Linked DNA regions of Homo sapiens: regions 2 and 3 are each linked to region 1. Evidence: read pairs that join two places in POLR2A ChIA-PET (ENCODE). Cell type or tissue: MCF 10A. All regions are shown on one strand.

The links. ChIA-PET counts read pairs that join two places held together with the same protein. Peaks named below come from ENCODE experiments on the same cell type or tissue, not always from the same donor. Only the 100,000 strongest peaks of a DNase experiment are listed, where the experiment ranks them.
Region 2: POLR2A ChIA-PET joins it to region 1 with 16 read pairs; 18 of 35 experiments call an interaction of 5 or more read pairs at or near these places.
Region 3: POLR2A ChIA-PET joins it to region 1 with 10 read pairs; 2 of 35 experiments call an interaction of 5 or more read pairs at or near these places.

What each region holds. Positions count from the first base shown.
Region 1 is chr6:156,719,033-156,721,532 of GRCh38, reverse strand. No RefSeq gene overlaps it. Among named protein-coding and RNA genes, the nearest start is that of ARID1B, 57 kb to the left of the region's middle. RefSeq lists silencers at 1-98, 1,219-1,538 and enhancers at 1-244, 549-618. In MCF 10A, no CTCF peak of the experiment used is centred here; DNase peaks (open chromatin) are centred at 32, 392 and 1,442.
Region 2 is chr6:156,783,645-156,786,144 of GRCh38, reverse strand. All of the region lies in intron 1 of ARID1B (AT-rich interaction domain 1B), which reads right to left. Among named protein-coding and RNA genes, the nearest start is that of MIR4466, 5.2 kb to the right of the region's middle. In MCF 10A, no CTCF peak of the experiment used is centred here; no DNase peak of the experiment used is centred here.
Region 3 is chr6:156,616,652-156,619,151 of GRCh38, reverse strand. No RefSeq gene overlaps it. Among named protein-coding and RNA genes, the nearest start is that of ARID1B, 160 kb to the left of the region's middle. In MCF 10A, no CTCF peak of the experiment used is centred here; a DNase peak (open chromatin) is centred at 1,531.

The sequences.
Region 1 (2,500 bases):
TGGAGGCAACCTTGCAGGATTGCTCCTGAGAGACGCTGGCATATGCCACAGAGGAGGAGAAAGTTCCACAAACAACCCCCGGATCTCTCCACCCAGGTCTCTCTACACCTGGTTTCTCAAGAGCAGATTGCTTAGCCAACCTTAACAATCCCAGAGGAACGCCAGGGCAAGAGGCTGGGTTCCCAGTACCTTTGCCCTAATTTATTGAGGGCTTTAAAAGTAGAAAATAAAACTTTGAACTCAACTCATCTGAAGCTTAATGATTCAGGTGTGCTACTTGCCTTCGGGGGCACCGGAGATCACTGAAGTTAAAGTGACAAAAAAAATTCTGTGAGCTGCAGAACAGAAAAGCGTGTCCAGACCCGACCCAGCTGCTTCTCCTAGCGTATTAACTTGGCAGGAGAAGCACGGAAGTCCCCTGTTCTGCCCTTGTCCTTTTCTAATGGATAGGATTTCCCCTGCTTACGGGCCTCTAATCCTCTCTCCTCTCTGGCCTTCCAGAGTGTGGAGAAAAAGTGCTCTGCTTCAAGAAGAGGGTAGAAAGATGAGGGTGAGAATGGTAGGAAAAGGAGGAAATGAAAATGGCTAGTGAGAAATACTTGGAGAGAAAAATAAAAGTCAAGGGTGAAGTCAGTTCTCATTTACACTTCATTGAAACTTAAGTTCAAATAGCTAGTCCTGCAATGAGCTCATCGACACCACTTTATACAAATATCATAGCCCACATGGGCCTTTTTCCTATCTTACTAGGGAGATATTCACAGCAACCCCATTCAGCTCTGTTAGGATCCACTGTGTTAATTTTTGTGGCAGTGTCCATGTGGTGCTTCTGCGCAGTAGGTGTTGAATGTAGTTCTGAAACTAAGATTCCACTATGACCGACTGCAAAGCAATGTAGTAGTATTTCAGCTTAGATGATATTTAAGGATAAATGTAGCCCTTTTAGTGACAGGGAAAGCTAGGCCTAAAAGGAAGGAGAGATCTTTGGCCTAGCCAAAGGGGAGGTGGGCTGCTGTCCGCACCCTCAAGCGAGAGAAGGTTCCAGGCTTTTCCAGAGTGACCTCTCTCTTCTTCCTGGGGAGGGCTCAGAGCAAGGGTTACCTTTGGATGATTTCTTCTCGCTGAATTCAGCTACTAAGCACTTTGCCTGGAAAGGAAGGGCACCTCTGAGCTATTCCTACCGACGCAGTGTGTGCACGTGTGTGTCTGTGTGCATGTGTGTGGGCGTGTGCATGTGCGTGTGTGTTGCTCCTGACAGGTCCTGAGTGCAGTGCAGAACCACGCAGCGCGCAGCGGGAGGCCTGCAGCCGCTGGGCGTTTTCCCAGGCCGGCCTGCGGCGCGGCCGGCCTCCTGGGCCGGTGCTGGGCGGCTGACACATGCACCAGTTTCGCTGGGTCGGCGCCTCCCCGGGGAGCGGGTGCGGGGCGGGAGAGGTGAGTTGAGCAACAGGGCCCGCCCCGCCCCCGTCCTGGGCCGGCTCTGCGCAGAGGAAGCGTCTGGAACGCCGGCACTGGTGTGTGGCTTTCCCAGGGCGTGTGGTGTGTAAACAAAATTGTTGTCAATCAGGTCGCGTCTTTGAAGGCTCCGAGGGAGCCTGTGAGTTCCAGAAGCCCCGCGGTGGATCCCTGTGTGGACGCAGAGGCTTTTTGCTGGGCGCACACGCACCCCCACCCCCGACAACGTAGATCTTTACTAATTTCAGGGTTTGTGACCTCTCACCTTTAGTCTTTAGTTTCTCTCCTCAGCCCTCCTTTCTGATGATCTTTACCGCCCTGTAACCCTACGTTTCCCAGTCGCCAGAGCTGCTGAGACCGCGTGGCCATGAGGTGGAATTTCCCAGCTTTTTAAACCGGGGCTTTTACCCCCAAGACTGTGGTAGATGGGTCACAGAAAGGACGAGAACGTTCCCAAACCCTCCAGCCTTTGAGACAGAGTGTGTGCTTTAAGAGACGTTAATGGCAGGGCGCGGTGGTTCATGCTTGTAATCCTAGCACTTTGGGAGGCCGAGGTGGGTGAATCACCTCAGGACAGGGGTTCGAGGCCAGCCTGGCCAACATGGCGAAACAACATGGCGAATTTTTAGTCTCTACTAAAAATACAAAAAATTAGCCAGGCCTGGTGGCGGGCACCTGTAATCCCAGCTACTCAGGAGGCTGAGGCAGGAGAATCGCCTGAACCCGGGAGGCGGAGCTCGCAGTGAGCCAAGATCGCACCACACTCCAGGCTGGAGTGTGGAGACAGAGGGAGACTCCGTCTCGGAAAAAAAAAAAAAAAAAAAAAAAGAGAAGTTGATACAAAAAAAAAAAAAACCCAAAAAACAAAAAAACAAAAAAAAAAAACAAAACCAGAGTGTGGATGCCTTGGAACACCCACCTGTGATCCTTGCGGAGCGGGGGTCTTCACCCTGGGGGGTGGACTCTTTGGGGACTGGGTCACCCCTTATTTCTCCGGAAGAGACAAATATATTTCACTGGGGATGAAATGGTTTCTGTACATAAT
Region 2 (2,500 bases), 65 kb before region 1:
TTTAAGAGACTACAAATGCAAAAGGTGAGGGAAGAAAAGCAAGGGAAAAGTGAGAATGGTAACAGTTCATTTCCACACCCTATTATCTAACCAAGTCCCAGGTTTCTCTCAACAAATACCCTCAACCTTTAAACTTTAGAAAGGTTCCAAAAAGCTGCTTTTCAAAATTTTAATAACATAACTGGCAGTGAAACTACTAACCTTTGTAATACACATCTCCAAAGAGATCCTCAAACTCTATGAGGATTACCCCAAAGTTAGAATTGAGAGGAAGTAATGTACTAATAAAAAACAAAAACAAACAAACAAAAAAACCATTAGCATCCTGATGGAATGTCTGCGGAAGAATTTACTCACAAACTATGAAGTGATAAGATTAATGGTTACAAAAACAAGATTATTTTACTTACAATACACATTAGCAGCTAACAATTTTAAAAGAAAGAGAAAAATATTTTTATTTCAGTTTGAGAAGGAAAAGTTCTGGGGATAGATGATGATGGTGACAGCCACACAACAATGACAATGTACTTAATGCCACTGGAATGTATGCCTAAAAATGGTTCAAATGGTAAGTTGTATGTTATGTACGTATAGCTTACCTCTATTTAAAAAAAAAACCATATATTTAATTTTTTAGCATCCCATTACAAAAAAAGAAAAAATGTAGCATTATGGTCCAGGATTTCTTCTGGATTTCATCAAATATGGCTTCCCTTCCAGAGTCACCTGATAAGGAATGGCTTCTGGTCTAGTTCTCCAGCTCATCATTCATCAAGGCCCAGGAAGACACTGAGAAGTGCACCTTACAGAAGATGGTCAACAGAGGGTGAATCTCCTCCAGATTCTGCTGCCATCTACCTGATTTTAATAATGGAAATAAGAGTAGCTATTCATAAACCAGATAGGCTTAAGATTTTAGGGCTTTAGTCTGGTGCCTGGTAATAAATCTCATCCAAGAAACAAGTTAATTTCATCATTAGTTCATCTGTCAAACTCAGTAGCCTTCTAATATTCTTGGCATTGATCCATACAGATGTGGGTTTGAAAACTGCCTACTGGATCCTATTTAAGTAAGTAAATCTTGCCTGGCAGGATGGTTCACATCTGTAATCCCAGCACTTTGGGAGGCCGAGGAGGGTGGATCACTTGAGGTCAGGAGTTCGAGACCAGCCTGGGCAACATGGCGAAACCCCATCTCTACGAAAAATACAAAAATTAGCCAGGTGTGATGGCGTGCACCTGTAGTCCCAGCTGCTTGCGGGGCTGAGGCAGGAGAATCACTTGAATCTGGGAGGTCAAGGCCACAGTGAGCCAAGATCGCGCCACTGCACTCCAACCTGGGTGGCAAAGTGAGACCCTGTCTCAAAAAGAAAAACAAATAACTAAATGTAAGGAAAGAATTTTCTTAGAATTACTCCAAGTCAAAGATTTTGAAAATAGAACATATTTAGTGAAAACTTACAGTGGAAACACATATTCTACTCTGAAAAAATTCACTCACTCAAAGTGAATTGCTAATTAAAACTATATAGTATATGTCTATCATTCCATTCATTCAGATGTCAGTATAAGGAAAAACAAATGAATACTTAGGACACTCAGGTAATGACTGATACCTAAGTCATTTTATCTTTACCAAATTTCCTGAAGAAAAAGTTGCTAAAGTACACCAAGTTTTTAGATCAGAATTAATTCACTCAATTACCCAATTAAACCAAAAGGGCCATTGAGTCTCATTCAAATAGCCTCCAAGCTAGAGAAAAGATATTTATAATAGTTCTACATCTATGATACAGAAATATATTCTTGGTAGAGGAACAGTTTTGCCTGGTGCCTCTCCCGGACACGACAGGGAACAGGGTTTGGGATTCCTCAGCCTCAAGCAAGCACACACAGCAAGCGTGCGGCACTACTTTACATATCCACAGAGAACCTGCAAAAACCTCCCTCCCATTCAGGAAAGGGCACCTCCGAAAAGGCATGCAACCAAAACCACCCAATCCCAAAAAGGCCTAAGAGGTGGATACGGCCCCTTGAGTAATAACAGCAGTGTAAAATGTCATAAAAATTTTATAACATCCAACTGGAAAACCTAAATATTGCAAAAAAAAAATGGAATTAAGTTTTATTAATATTTTCAGCCTCCATAAATCTGTCATTTTATGCAACACACCACACTTCTATCAAACATAAATATCAATCTCAAATTTACAAATCTACACATACACTCCAAAACAAAAGTGACACGAGTGAAATATCAGTCCCTTTTCCACCCACATGGATCAAAGCACACAACCCCATGAGCTGAGCAGTGTCAGTCCAGTGTAGAGCTGCAAGAAAAGCCTCCAGATTGAGGACACCGGCAAAAAAGCGAATACAGAGTCCTAGGCCAGCACATCCAAAATTTACATCCCCAGTGAGTCTCCAAACGGAGTAGAAAATTTCATGGAACCCTAACAAATGTTCATCAAATCACTCATCTCCTAGGAAAGGGTAG
Region 3 (2,500 bases), 100 kb after region 1:
GACCTCAGGGTGCGCAGGCAGGGCTGGCTTATAAGGGAGCTATGCTAGAAAACAGCTTGTCTGCTGCTTTTGGTAACAGAACCCCCCTGGAAGGGCTCCAGCATGGGCTTGTGTGAGATCAGATTTCACACTCCAGTGAGTGAACTCCTCAAAGTCCCAGTTAATTTGTATTAAGCACCCAGCTTTCTTTTCCCACTGAACTCCCTTGAGCCCTCTCAACCAATCAAAGAGACGTGGCATGCAAACAAGCCACTTGGAGGGGTTTCTATGACCAATAATCTAAGGCCCAAGCAAACTGGGTTCTGGCCAGCTCTGTACAGAGGCACTCCAAAGCTTATCGGTGGCGAAGCTACGAGAGGAACCGAGACTGTCATCGCTGGGGTCCCTGCAGGACTGCGCTGAGTGCCCTCCAGACCCTTTTAAGGAAAATAAATTTTACCTCTGCTTCTTCTGGTTCTGTTCTCCAGACTGAGCTTAATGAGTAACTCATCGCCACAAAATGGGGTAATTAGAAGCAGGTGATCTGGGATAGTGCCTGGGCTGTGGGTTTTTTGTTTCTCACTTGAGACTGGAAATTAGGAGCCCGGGATTCTTTCCCCACGAATTCTGTGCCACCAGAAAATAATATTTTATTTCCTAGCATCTGAAACGTAGTCGTGCATTAGGACTAATATGTTTGTGATGCTCTCTGAGCAGCCCAGAGCAAGGGGCTACTGTACAAACCCAGCAGCACTCTGTCTGCAGAACAGATGGCTATGGTAGTAAAAATGTAACAAGCTGAAGACACCCTGACTTTGTCGTATTAGATCATGTGTGCTGGTAAATCCTAGGTCTCTATACTACACACTTTAAGAGAAAATTGACTAAATGGCTTCTGAACTTTGTTAAAATAAACACAACAAAATACAAAGGTGCTTGATCTAGCTGCCTTTCTACAAGTGGCTTCCTAACATGAAGTAGCTATTCCTAGAGTCACAAAAAACCGAAGGCTCACACATAGAGAGTCGTACAAGCAAGAGAGGAGTGACATTTCAAGGGGGCGTTCAAGAATAGTTGGAGTGCCTTGGACTCTAGTGAATTTAAAGTTCCCCAGAAGACTTGATCCTTACATTTTCTAGGGAAGGTGATGGCATTGCTTTTCTTTGCAATGTATTCTATGACAGTGTGAATTCTTTGTGGGCAGGCCTTCTACCTTTGTATCATCCTTGCCTGGTTTAGTCCCTGACACACGGTAAGTGTTTAATAAACGCTAGTTGAATGAATATCAAAGTGATTACAATTCCTCCACTAAGTCTGTTCTTCTCATTTATCAACCTTAATATCTTTTCTTGCAAATGGCATACTTACTTCTTTCTTTGAAATTGAGTAGAACGATTCACGTTACTCAATGTAGAGGGTAGGTCTATTACAGCTTCTCTGCCCACAGCTTTTCCTGCTGTAAACGGCCGTGCACCATTAGAATCCGCCACTCCTCCTGGCCTTGGGTGATAAGGGCGGGTGCGTTCCTGACTCTGCCCTGTCTGGGAACTTAAGTCTTGCATGGCTTGGCTCTTTGCCAGTCATTTGGAATTAGGAAATGAGAGAGAGTGCTGCCGGAATGCAGGCCATGTAGACTTTGGTCTGCGGGCGCTGTCTGGGGCCCTGGCACACTAATGATGCACCTAGGAAGCTGGTCTACAGGAAGGAGAGTGGGGCAGTGAGCAGCGGAAGATGGATGGAATGTTGTGTGGCCCTGAGAGGCAGAAAAAGGGACTCAGTTCCCAAGGGCATCAGGAATGCTACCTGCACATGGTTTCTTGGATTCTGAGAGATGTTTCTTGTCCTTAAATTCCTCTCCTTTCTGCTTGAGCTTACCTCGGTGAAGAGCATTCTTCCCACATCCCATTATCTTGTTCTAAAGTGTAAACAAATTCTTATCTTAACCTCTTAAAAAAGTCTGTATGAGCTCCTGGCCACTGATTTGAATGGAAGGAGTCTCTTTCCAAAACTTTCAAGTTTCCTTTGTTCCTTTGCTGTAGCCTTTCCTGTATTCTTGTCCTTCACTTCTGAGTGGGTATCCTGAACAGAACACGATGCTGCTTCTTTAAAAAAATTTTTTGTTTGTTTGTTGTTCAGAGACAGGTTCTTGCTCTGTCACCCAGGCTGGAGTGCAGTGGCGTGAAACATGATGCTTCTAATAAAAGTCTGACAAATGCTGTTGAGAGTGAGAAGAGTACCTCAAAATCCTGACGCACTTATGTGTTGTTTATATTACCCACAGCCAGGATTAAAAAAAATTACTGGATTCTCAAATTAGAAAATATACTTTATTTTCAAATACATAAAAACCATTAAAAAATAATTTTCTCTCTCTATCATCTATCATCTAATTATCTAGTATCTATCCATCTATCTGTCATCTATGTATATATGTAATGTATCTATCTATCTATCATCTGTCTATCATCTATCTATCTATCCATCCAACCCCTTGGTAACTATGCTGTTCTCCATCCTTCTG